2 separate regions of the Homo sapiens genome follow, and region 2 is linked to region 1. A link is a contact called in ENCODE Hi-C or POLR2A ChIA-PET data. All regions are on one chromosome and are shown on one strand. The core of a region is the stretch at or near the end of the contact, and the rest is flanking DNA. Distances in the headings are between cores, read along the strand shown. Region 1 holds the start of SDK2 (sidekick cell adhesion molecule 2). Region 2 has its middle 74 kb from the start of LINC00469.

What was found. Hi-C counts contacts between places; a loop is a spot of excess contacts on that map. ChIA-PET counts read pairs that join two places held with the same protein, here RNA polymerase II (POLR2A). Pooled maps may share reads with other maps.
Region 2: a loop to region 1 is called in a map of naive thymus-derived CD4-positive, alpha-beta T cell, with 19 times the contacts of the local background. The contact joins the enhancer-like site here to the promoter of SDK2 in region 1. A Hi-C loop is called at or near these places in 2 of 168 maps with a recorded cell type or tissue (CD4-positive, alpha-beta memory T cell and naive thymus-derived CD4-positive, alpha-beta T cell) and 5 of 50 pooled maps. POLR2A ChIA-PET finds 5 or more read pairs at or near these places in 2 of 52 experiments (activated naive CD8-positive, alpha-beta T cell and endothelial cell of umbilical vein).

Annotation. Positions count from the first base shown.
Region 1 is chr17:73,642,602-73,648,805 of GRCh38, reverse strand. It overlaps SDK2 (sidekick cell adhesion molecule 2), which reads left to right and starts at 4,361. Exons shown (of 45, transcript NM_001144952.2): 1 at 4,361-4,781. The coding sequence starts at 4,718. LOC124904054 (a long non-coding RNA gene) reads right to left here and starts at 3,332. Exons shown (of 2, transcript XR_007065893.1): 1 at 3,112-3,332; 2 at 2,702-2,985.
Region 2 is chr17:73,899,029-73,905,440 of GRCh38, reverse strand. No RefSeq gene overlaps it. Among named protein-coding and RNA genes, the nearest start is that of LINC00469, 74 kb to the right of the region's middle. Within about 2 kb of position 3,425, at least 2 of the 41 ENCODE cell types and tissues checked have a DNase peak (open chromatin) inside an H3K27ac peak, as active enhancers do.

The DNA of each region.
Region 1 (6,204 bases), core at 3,112-5,611:
TCAACACAGAACAAAAAGGAAAAATGAATGCCATGAGGTATTTACTGGAAGCCCTTGTTTCAAGGCAGTGAGGTGTCTCAGTTCCCTGCAGGTAGTATAGATGGCTTTGCTGAAAGTCTCTACTCTGGGGGGCCCTGGCCCAGCCCCACCTACAGCAACCCTGAGAACAGCCTCACTCTGAGGAATGAGATGCTGGGAACGGCGTAGTTGGGAAGCACGAATGAGTGATTTTGTTCTGTAGACCCATAGTTTAAAGGCCACCTCCACTCTGCCTCCTCTTCTGGCCTCACTCATTTTTCTTCTAAACTGAGTTGTGTCCAACCCTTGCGCTCACTCCTTCCACCTTCTTTTCCCAGGCAAAATCGCCACCAGAGTGCATTTCTTGGCTAAGGGCAGCCCCCAGCAACTTGGGAAGCAGAGAACTTGGGATGAGGGAGTGGGTACAGGGAGTGGGTACAAGGCGTGAGGAGGGAGCAAAAGCACGTGCCGCTGCCTCCCTGGTATCACCGTCACTGCCTCCTGGCTGGTCCCTGCCAGTCCCCGACACAGATCCGGGGCTGCCAGAGGATACAGTCTTACTCTGCAATTGCACACTCTGTTCTAGCTGCTGTTACATTTGAGATTGAAAATAGAAAAAAAGAGACACAATAACCATATTGAAAAGCTGATTCTGTCCCTGCCCAGCCTTTGGGTTCTGTGTGGGAAATGGAGTGTGATGTAGAGGGACGGCAGGCTAAGGAGGATCTGGGCCTTCTGTGGCTGAGCAGCTCATCTGACTGTCCTGGGTTTCGCCTTCGTGCTCCTTGGCTGGGGCATGGGGTAATTCTCCTCCCACTCTGAAGCCTCCCTCACAAGATTCTGCAGGGCTGCCCTTTCGTTGACTATGTGTGGGATGGAAGGCTAGGAAAAGGGCCCTATCTGGGGTTCAGTGAGCATTTTCCTAGAAGGGTAACATTTGAAAATCACATCCACTTGGAAGGGAGAAGGAGACAGAGCAGAATGATCTAGGCTTTTCCTTCTCTTTGGAAATGTGTTGTGATGCTCTCTGCTTCCGCCGCCCCCCACCCCGAACTAAAAGAGCCAAAGGTATGGAGAGGAGGGTCTTCAACAAGGTGCAGACCCCGGGCATGAGGGAAATGGGATATAGATGAGGAAGACCCAGGTTCCGTCCCGAGTGTTCCGGGAGAGCTGTCCGTGCGGGCTCCAACAGGAAGGGGCAGGCTTGCAACAAGGAAACAGAGTGAGCCTGGGAAATCCTCGCAGCCCTCCTGACGTGGCGCCCACTGTAACTGTACCGATGCAACCTCTAATTATACCGCTGGTGGCAAGAATGAGCTCATGGTGTCTGCAAGTGACTTTCCCAGTAACGAGCCCCTCTCAAAGTGGCAGACTCCCAGCTCAGCCTTCTCCTGGGCCAGCAAAACTCTGGCAAGAGGCAAAATCAGAGAGTTCCTTCCTGTGTGTGTATGTGTATGGGTTGAGGCCAAAAAGAGCTCAAATCTTCTTCTTCATCCTAGATGGATGGAGACCGAAATCTGCTGTAGGAGCTGCAGGAGTGGTGTCCTTTCCTCTCTAACTGGCAGGCATGCCTGGAGACTTCCAACAAAGAAAAGGAAACCTCCTTCCTCACACCAGTCCCTGATGGGTCCCCGTCTCACGTGTTAGGGATGAAACTCCCAGAAGAAGGTTTGTAGGGCTCCAAACGGTTGTGCAAGAGGCCTCCTCTTAATAAGGGAACGATGCTATTCGAGGCCCTAGGCACGTGGAGCTCACATTCCTGCCTGCTGGACTTCTGGGAATTGGGCACGATCAGGGTGGAATCCACCCAGGTTTCAGACTTTTATGTCCACGCGAACTCCTACCCTCTGTGATGTAAACGGAGATGCAGCCCTTTCTGCTATCTGGCCTAAGAGACAGAAGGAGAGGTTCCCCGCAAATACGGCTCTCAGGCCCCCTCTGTGAGCGAACAGAGTAACAGCACCCTAAAGACCAGAGCTCTTCCTGACAGTCTGGGAAGGGCCTGAGCTCACAGCTGGGGACATTCAGAGTATGTAGGGGGTGTGCACTGTCACATCTGGGCATCATTAAGCAGGTGGGAGTGACATGGCCACCAAGGAGAAGGAGAGTTGGTCACATCTAGGCTGCCTGCCCCCAAAGCCCTCGCATTTACAAATCAGCCAGCCAGAGGGGCTTCAGCTGGGGATGGAGCAGGTTGCCAGGGGGAAATGTTGTTTGAATTAGGTGATTGAAACGCTGTAGGCAAGGCAGGCCAGCTTCTCAGACATTTTTAATAAATGCTTACGGTTCTTCTTCCAAAGCAGGTGAAAGGAGAATATATAAGTAACGATATATTTGCGGTGGCTATGCCTATTCCACAGCAATCACAAGGGGTGTCCTTGGGGTGGGAGTGCGCCTGGGAAAGAGTTGGCAATCAGTGAGTGACAGTCCTAGACTTCAAGGACCAGAAAGACTAGGCAGCCGTGGGGGACCAGACTAAGTAGGACCACGAGAGAGAGTAGAGAGAAGCACTGTGGCAAAAGATGGAGGGTCTCACTAGCTCTTTATTTCCCAGAAGAAATATCAGACACGCAGGGTAGACTTCTGCATTAAGCACCGCAGGCCCAGTGCCAGGGACCATAGTCTTTTGGGGCCCATGAAAATGTTTTGATTTCTTTTAAAATCAGAAAAAAATAAGTAAAGCTTTAGGCTGAAGAACATGTTTTAATATGCAATATTAATATACTTTTCCTTATGCCAACGCAGTTGCAAAATCTTATTTTTAATAATTTTGTTAGCAGGGAAAGGAGTCCACCGAGGCGAAGGCACCTGAAATTTTCCCAGTGCCCGGGAAATTTTAACAGAAGCCTGTTAACCCCAGCTGAGCTTCGTGGAGTAGGCGCTAGCTCTGGGCCACAGCAGAGGACGCCTCCGGGCTCTCTTGTTTGAATTCCTCCACCAATGTCCGGTTCTTCTACTCTTTACAAGCTGGGCTCCGAAGGAAAAAAGAAGAAACAAAGAACGCACGCTCCTTGGCACCAACTTCACTTTCTCAGGCTTCTGCAGGTCCCAGGCCTCCCGATGTCTCCCCCTCCGCCCTGAGCATTTCCAGACCTTGGAGAGCCTGACTTGGGAAGGGGAAACTGGAATCAATCGGTTGACCGACCCCCTTTTCCCAACCGCCGCCTCCCCACCAATCACTCCATGTCCGGAAGGGGGCTGGGGGCTCCCGACTATAGGAGACTCTGGGAGTCCTATGAGGCCTTTGAGACAGGGGCGCGAGCGAGGCTGGAAGGAAAGGCTGGGCAGAGAGCGGAGGGGCTCGCGCGCATCTCTCCCGGCGCGGCAGAAGGTTGGCACTGCTGCCCCCCTGCGGGTCCCAGAGCCGCTGGGCGCCCGCGGCCGCGCAGTCGGATTGTATTTCTGCGGGGCTCGCTCCCGGGCCTGGCTCGGGGCCGCCGCCGCCGCCGCCGCCCCTCCCGGCGCGCAGGCTGCTCTCCAGTCGCGGCCACGGGGTAGCGCTCGGCCCCCCTCTCCGCGTCTCCGCCTCCGCCGCGCTCGTCCCCGGCTCACGCTGCCCCCGCAGCTCCGGCTCGGCGCAGGCAGGAGCGGCTCTCTGGACGCCGAGCCCGGGAAGCGGAGGGCGGCGGGCTCGGCGAGCGGCAGCGGCGGCCGAGGCGCTGGGGCGGCCGTTGCTCCTCCGGCCCGGGAGGTCGGCGATCGCCGGGCGTCCGAAGGGGCGCCGCGTCCCCGGAGCCGGGGCTGCCCGCCGGGCTCTCCGTGCGTCTTCCCGAGAGCTCCGGCCGGGGCGCGGCGGAGGGCAGAGCCGCCGGTCTCCATCCTCGGGCCGGCAGGAGGCTCTGCGCCCGGGCGCCGGCGACAGCCCGCGTCGCGAAGCCCAGCACCCTCCCCCGCCGCCCCGCGGCTGGCGCGGACATGGGCGCTCAGGGCTGCGCGCCCGGCTCCGGGACCCGCAAAGTTTGCTAGCCGGCTGGGCGCGGAGCCGAGGGCGCGCCCGGCCCCAGCGCCCCCGGAGGAGACCCGGCGTCTCCCGATTCGGCGCGAGGGCGGTGGAGCCCAGAGGGGGTGGTTCGGCCCCGCCAGATGCTGCCTGCAAAGTTAGAGAGAAGAAAACTTCAGCTCCAGGGAGATTCGGACCGCTATGCTCACCGCGTCCCCCGAAACCGGCGCCCCTAAAAGAACCCCCGCACCCGCGTCTGCCACTGCGCTCGGCTCTGGCCGGGTCCCGGGGGCCCGGCGCCTGGAACGGCGGTGACTGCGTCGGCCGGGAGAACCCAACCAGGGGGCGGGGAGGGGGCGGGCAACGTGGCCACGGGAGGAAGTTTCCTGAAGTTGTCCATTTATTCCGGAGCTCGGCCGGCGACCCGGCCGGATCGCAGAGGCCGCCCTGTTTGGGAGAAGTCGGAGTTGGGGTGCTAAGGGAGAGAGGCGCCCTAGTCCGAGAGGGCGGCCTGGCCTCTTTCTCCCTGCTCGCCCCTCGCCTTCCGGGCGCGCTGCCGGGCTCGGACTAGTACAGAAGAGGAGGAAGGGTTGGGGTAGCCAAGCGCTGCCCCTCCCGGGCATATTACACCCCGGGGCACGGAGCCGCGTAGACTGACTGTTTCCTGGGACTAAGCCACGGGGTATCGGACCCCACCAGGATTATAAAACAGGGCGGAGGGAAGGGAGACCCCGAGGACCCCTCTCCAGGCTGGTCACCATGTGGGGGCTTTTGATCTGGACACTGCTAGCTCTGCATCAGATCCGCGCGGCCAGAGCCCAAGGTAAGGAGGGACCCCCACGTGGGGACAGGGAGGGGGCTGGGAGAGTGGGCGGGGGAGGGGCGGCGGGAGCTGGCCGGCCTCACGGTGACCTCCTGGACACCCGGCTTAGCCGTGGCAGAGCCCTCTCCAGGGAGTTTCAAGACACCCCATCTCCCAAGTTTTGGGGCTCTTTTGGGGGTGGGGCAGTCTCTCCGAGACTTGTGGCTTCCGAATGGGGGAAGGTGGGGACGACCTGGGGAGGCAGAGAAGAGCCCAAGGTGAAGTGGGAGGGGCGCTCCCCTCCCCCCGTCTGCTGTGGCTGCCCTGCGCCGGCTTGGGAGGGGAGCGACATTCCGTGCCGGGCTCCACGCTCGGCTACGCTGAGCTTCCCAGACCGAGCTCCTGGTTCCCTGCTCGGTGTCTGCGGGGAAGGGCAGGGCCCCTGCCGGGCAGGCGATGGCCTCCCCGGGGCGAGGGAGTGGGGTGGGCGAGCGCTGGATGCCGGGTTGCTCGCCCGGGGAGAGCAATTGCCCGGCTTGGCCACGTACGGGAGCCCGCCCCTGGCTGCTCGGCCAGCCGCTGGGGCTGGGGGTGCTTCGCTGCGCGGGCCTGGAGCCAAGGTCGCGGGTGCAGCCGCGGACCCACCGGGGGGTGGTGCACAGGGAGGGTCTGAGGCCTCCCCTCCTACCCATCCACCCACACCCAGCATCCCCGCCCCTGCCTCCAGCCTCCGCTGTTCGCTCGATAGTCTGTGCAGCCGCTCGCTGCTGTGACCTGTGGCTGCCGGGAGCAGCCTCGCGGTGGAGAAGGGCTGGTGGCTTTGGGTTTGGGAGTGCTACGAAGGATCCGAGGTGTGATCTGCGCTGCCCGCTTCCTGAGGGTGGATGCCCAGACGTCCCCCTGGTCCCCGGGCAGGTCCCCGAGGTGAAGGGCGGCTGCACCGGCGGTTCCTCGACTTTGGGGTTCGCCGATCCAGACAGTGGTGTCAGCGGTGTCCGAGCGGCGCCTGCTGGGGGCGGAGGGAGACGAAGCCTGGACCGAGCTCCAGGACTCGCAGGGCTAGGCCTTCACTCTCGCAGGCTCAGGAGGGGGCCAGACCCACCCTAGGGGTCCGGACTGTGGGGGCTGCAACCCACTCCCCACGCCGCCTCGTGCGCCAGGCAATCCAGAGAGCCAAGATCAAAGAGATGAAAATAATCAGCTCTCACTCACAGGGCTGAGGGGAGGATTTTACGAGGTAATTTACATAAAAGCACTTCGAAATTTTGTAACGAGCCCTATAAATGTAGGGTAATAAAAGTTATTATTTTTATGATCATCATAAAATCTTTGAACAAGCGAGGACCTCAGAGGTCATCTTATTCTAGTAGCCATTTAACAGATAGGGAAACTGAGGCCAAATGGCATTAAATGACTTGCCCAAGGCCACTCTGTGATCTGGGGG
Region 2 (6,412 bases), core at 2,176-4,675, 260 kb before region 1:
AACTCGTCTCTGAAAAGAGTGGACAGCCTGAGAATGTCTCTCTCCCCACACCCTCACCAACCCTGGCTGGTATCAATCTTGTAAACTTTTTGCCAATCTGATGGGGAAAGAATAATACCTTGTCTGAAATTATGTTTTATTACAAATGAGATAGAAATAGTTTTAGTTATTTATTGGCAATATGCATGTATTTTTTGGTGAACTGCCTGTTGGTATAATTTGACTGTTTTCTCTGTCAGCTTGTGATTGCTTTCTTATTGAATATGGCACGGCTTTATATATTATGGCTATAAACTCTTTTGTCATATCTATCCCAAATTTTCCTAAATTCATCATGGGTCTAGCTCTTCGACAATCCCATTAAAAACCCAGAACTATGGGTCTTAATTCATTCTCCAGGCATTTACTGTCTCTTTGTTTATTTACTTTATTTTTATTTATTTATTTATTTATTTATTTATTTATTTATTTATTTATTTATTTTGAGATGGAGTCTTGCTATGTTGCCCAGGCTGGAGCGCAATGGTGTGATCTTGGCTCACTGCAACCTCCACCTCCCGGGTTCCAGCGATTCACCCACTCCAGCCTCCCAAATAACTGGGATTACAAGAGACCACCACCACGCCTGGCTAATTTTTGTATTTTTAGTAGGGACGGGGTTATGCCATGTTGGCCAGGCTGGTCTTGAACTCCTGACCTCAGGTGATCTGCCCGCCTCAGCCTCGCAAAGTGCTGGAATTGCAGGCGTGAGCCACCACGCCCAGCATGTCTCTTTGTTGAAACACTGTAGTTGGACGATGGAAACCTTGGAACTATGTGGATAAGGAAGGCATGAGGAACTCACTCTCCCAACTCATTTGCACCCCTACCAGCAGCCCTAGAGGACTTGAATTTCTTTCTGAAATTTGCTCTGGGGCTTTTAGGGTTGGGGGTTATAGCAAACACTTTTCATAACCTCTCTGTCCACCTGTACCTGTAGCCTCAACCTCCTGGGTTCAAGCAATCTTCCCACCTGTACCTGTCTGTGCTGGCAGCCTTCTACCTCAAGCACCTGGGGTTCTCTGATGTTTTGCTTCTGATCATTCCCCAGTGCCTTAAGAGCTTGCACAGCCTGTGCAACCTATGCACTGAGCACCCTAAAGTGCTGGGAATTCAATACTGTGAATTTAATAACCCTCCGCCAAGGCAGGGCAAGTCTGAGGATAAAGGCTTCAGCTCCCCCATCCTTTGGAGGGGGACAGTCTCAAAGCATGTTCTCCATGATTCCTGAGTGGGTCCCCAGCTTCTTGGTATCCCTCTCCAAATAAGCTACCTGCAACCAAGTCCTTGTCCCAGGGTCTCCTTTGGAGAGAACCACACTAAGACAGGAGAGCAAAGCCATCTGTGAATTTCATAGTGCCTTGGTATAAACTCTGATAAAACGGTGATTTTTCCCAAGTCTCAGAGTTGGCACTGGGGTAGGCTTTACTCCTCTACATGAACGAGTCTTCCCCTGCAGACACAAGCAAGCACGCTTTGACCTCCCTTTCTGTTCTCCTGCAACCCACTGAGAAAAAGAGAAGGTTCCTGGGTAAACAGCCAAGGCTACGATTTCCCAAACTCCCAACAGGTCTCAGCACCAGGGAAGAGGGTGTGGCAGCGGGGATGAAGAGCCAGGCCTTGTGCTGACAGAGAGACCCCCAGAAAGCTGGGTCTTTTCTCAGCCAGCCATAGGAGGGACAGCACTTAGGTCAACAGGTGTCCCAGAGACACACAGCCCCCTCCTGTGAAGGCCTAACCTTAACTGGATAGCCAGAAGAGTAGAGGCTGTGGCAGTAGCTACCACATCCCAAGCCTGGGGTCCTCCAAGCAAAATTCATTCACCAGTCCTTCCTAAACAAGATTACTGGGAACCTTTCGCATGAGACAATGCAGAGGACATTCATCCATGAATTCAAACTACTGCATTATAATCAAACAGCAGCACCAGCTGGATCTCCAAGAACCACAGGCCGGAACCACTTCACCGGGAGGTCTGGAGAACAAAGACAGAGTGAAGAGTTACCAAGTGGCACTGGTTTAGGATTCCAAGTCCCGGAAAGGGGCTTCTTCTTGCACGAACTTCATTCCAAGACAAGAAACTTGGGTTACAATGATGTAGGATATCCAGCTTTGGCCAGCGTCTCGCCTGATTCCGTAGGGGTGGTGGCAGTTTCAGGGTCTAAGGTGTTTTTTCCAGGCTGTGTTTGACCGCAGCATCCAGGCTCCCTAAGCTGTAACCAGCCTGTTTTCTTCCCTCTTTATCCGCCTGGCAAGGTTCCTTTCCCTGTCCCCGCCCCCTTCCACTCCTCCCTAGCTTAGGGAACCTAAACTTCCCTTTACTTTATGATGCAGAACAGGCCAATGTTTCTTTGTCTCAATCTTCTCCCATCTAGACGGTACCCAGAGGCCAACAGGCCCATTAAGGTGTTTTCTTAAACAAAAGAACGAGTAAATCTTCCATTGCCTGCGAGTAAAAGGCTCAGAGTATGGCCAGCTTTTAAAATAACGGTTTCTGGTTTTCTCCGCAACAACACCTGTAAAGCACTTACCAGCTGCCTGGCACTGAGCCAGCCCTCGACGCGGGAAGCTCTCGCTAAGAGAAGCAGGTGGGAACTCCGAGGGGAGAGGCCGGCAGGCCGGCCTGGGGATGTGGCGCCCTGGGGTACTGGCCAGACAGGAGGCCTCTGGCACAGCCCCGGAAGACCCAATGGGGGCACACGGGGAATCAGAGGCCCTGGTCCGGTGACAGACACAGAGCCGGGAGGTGGAAAGGAGGCGCCGGATGGATCCTTGGAGTCCAACCCCTCTTTCCTTTTTCTCGGGGGACTCCAGTTGGCTTGTGGGAATCTCCTGGAAGCCTTGCCAGGAAGCCAACTTCTCTGAAGCCAAAGGAAGATCTTAGGAATCACCAGCTCCCCTGCCCAGGCCAAAGCCAGCGGTCTCCGTTGGAACTCGGGTAGGAGGAGGCTCGGGTGACCTTGAGCAGGCCACCTCTCTTCTCCTGATCTCCAGCTGGCCTGGAGCTCCCTGGCTGAGAAACTGACGGTCTGAGAAGGAAGGAAAAGGAAGCAGAGCTGGGATCCACCCTGGAGAGAAGCCGACGAGCCCCCTCAGTCCCTGCAGAACCCAGGCCACCACCGGGCGGCAAGCATCTGCCGCCTAATTGCGGACGGCAGGCGGGACCAGCAGGGCGGAGCGGGGCGGGGAGGGAGGCAGCGAGGGTGGCTGCACGCGGGGCCCAAGAATCTGCCCGCCTCTTTAATGAGGAAGTAATTCAGTTAGCTCGGATTTCCCGGTCAGCAGCTTTTATTAAATGCTGGCGCAGCCACGCCATTAGGGACATGAAGAGAAGCTCGGGAACCAGTGGAGATGGGGGGCGGGGGGAGAGCAAGCGGGAGAGCGAGGTAAGTTGTTAAGCAGGTTAGGAGCGGGGAGAACCGGCGAAATAAAGAAGAGAGAAAGCGCGCCATGGGGCGGCGAGAAGGAAACGAAGCGCAAACAGCCCAGCAAAGGCGGCGAAGGCAGGGCTGCGGGTCCGGGCGCCTCTGTTGTGTCCGCGCAGCGTAATCAGGTGCGAATGCAATCCCGCCTCCCTTGAAAGGCCCTCCTCATTCCCTCCACTCGCTGCAGAACCAAGATGTATACTAGTCACGCTGAAATAAATCATAACGCAGGTAGTCTGAGGTTCGCAGTCTCCCAGCCACGAAGTCAAAGTGATGTGCTTGGCCACAGCACTCAGCGAGGCACTGCTGGGGCCTGCCCCGCTCCTCTGGGCAAGGATGCAAGGTGAGGGATTGCCATAAAACACAAAAACCCAACATGATTGTGCAGTTGTAAGTACTTTTGTTTGTATCAACTCTCAGTGGTCATGTTAAGGCATTATTGTCCCTATATTATAGGTGAGGAAACTGGGTCAGAAGGGTAAATCAGGGTCAGCAACCTATGGTCCATGGGCTAAATGTGGCCCACCTCCTGTTCGTGTCAATAAAGTTTTATTGGCATACAGCAACACCCACTCCTTTATAGATAGTCCATGGCTGTGTTTGAGCTACAAGGGCAGAGTTGAGTAGCTATGACTGAGACTATGTGGTCCATAAAGCCTAAAGGACTTACTGTCCAGCTCTTGGCAGAGTATGTTTGCCGATCCCTGGATTAAACAGCCTGTTCAATTACAGAACCAGAAAGAGACAGACCGGGTGCCCAATCCAGCTTTATTCCTGAAGTTCTGCGACAATGGGGGGCCTTAAAAGGCCCCAAATGGGTCAGGACAAGGAGCACAGTGTACTAGGGGGAGAGAAGAGGTCAACCAGCTGGCCTGGTGCACCTCAATGCTGGATGGTGAGAGGGGAAGGTGCGGAGGACCCAGGCCATGCAGGGTGGTGTACAGGAAGCATAGTTATCTTAACTGTTCAGCAGCAGCCTTACCTGCCAGAACTCAGCCTTTTTTGGCCGGAGAGTGATGGACTAAGATCTCAGCTCTTGCAGCACCCATTCCTGGAGACTGGAGAGGGGCTCCATGAACCTGGAGCCAGCTAGACCAGGCCTGTGGGTGGAGGCTGGCAGGTTTCCCTGTATTCTCGTCCATTCCTCTTTCAGGCCAGCGGGCCTCCTCTGAACTGGACTTTGCTTCAGGCATTCCTTCAGGCTGTGTGATTAATGCTCAGTGGAAGCCTGAGAGGGCAGAGGGTGAGAGGAAGGACAACAGGGACTGCCTGCCTCCCATCCCTGATGGACGGGCAGGGCTCGCGGGCTGTGTTGGCGCTCCTGCTGGTGGTAATCACATCTGAGGAGCTTGGAACCCAGGAAATGCAATGAGCCCATCTGGAAAACTGTGGGCTGAAGCACCTCCCAGGTCGGGGAACAACTGCCCTCCTGAAACATGCAGTCTGGCAAAAGGGATAGGTTAGGGGGAGGAGGAGTCAACTCAAAAAAAAACCTCCAATGTGCTTGGCTATCCTGGCCAGTTAACTCCATACACTATTGCTAATGATGTTAGTGTATACTGTGAATAATCGTAAACTATAAAATTACGTATCATTTCATTCATTCAGGAAGTGCTGTTTGGGCACCTACCACATGCCAGGCACCGTTCTGGTCTTGGAGGACACAGTCGTGAGCAAACAAGTCCCTGACCCTGAAAATTACCTTCCAGAAAGGGAGACCAAACATCCCACTGCATCCAAATAACATATGATCTAATTTCAGGATGCAGAAGTATTAGGAAGAAACCAGGCAGGGAAGGGGCTAGAGCCAAGACCTGAGGAAAGCAAAGGAGTGATCATGCAAAAACATAAGGAAAGGTGTTCCAGGCAGAGGGAACGGTCAATGCGAAGGCCGCGAGTTTGGGAAGAGCTTGGTGTGTCTGAGGAACATGGGAAAAGAGTGGGTCGTCTGGAGGCAGTGGGAGAGGAGGTACAGAAATCAGCAGGGGACAGGTCGCGCAGAGTGTAGAGGCCATGGAAGGTCTTCGGCTATCACTGAGTCAAGAAGAAGCCCTTGGAGAAGGGAAATGGAGCTGGAGCACATAGGCAGTTTTGGAGGAGTTTTTCTATAGAGGAGCAGAAAGATGGGGTACTGGCCAGAGAGGGGAGAGGGCTGGGAAGAGATTGTTTTTCTTATTTTTAAAGAGGGAGCTGGGCGGGGCACGGTGGCTCACTCCTGTAATCCCAGCACTTTGGGAGGCTGAGGCAGGCAGATCACGAGGTCAGGAGTTCAAGACCAGCCTGACCAATATGGTGAAACCCTGTCTCTACTAAAAATACAAAAAAAATTAGCCAGATGTGGTGGTGGGCTCTAAGTAGTCCCAGCTACTCAGGAGACTGAGGCAGGAGAACTGCTTGAACCCAGGAGGCGGAGGTTGCAGTGAGCTAGGATCACACCACTACACTCCAGCCTGGGCAACAGAGCAAGACTCCATCTCAAAAAAAAAAAAAGAGGGAGCTATTAATGCGTGTTTATGGGTTGGTGAAATGGCCCAGGAGAGAGGAAGACAACAATGACGCCAAAGAGAGGGGGACAATTATAGTAGAAAGTTCTGTGTAGACAAGAAAAGCCAGGAACAGCCCACATGCTCCTGCCGTCTGTTCCAGGAACGTATCTACGTTTCCTGCTTGCATCTGTACAACGTCCCCATTTGGAGGGTGACACCACGCACTGAGATTTTTGTGGGATTATTCCCAATGATGCCTTTCTCCTGATGTAATTATGAAGAATTTTTATAAGTGTCCCAGTTTGGACAATAAATTAGGTGGTCGTTCTATCTATGAGGTAGGTAGTTTTTTTATTTTGTTTTGTTTTTTTGTTTGTTTGGAGACAGTCTCTCTCTCTTGTCCAGGCTGGAGTGCAGTGGTGCAATCTCAGCTCACTGCAACATCTGCCTCCCAGCCTTACT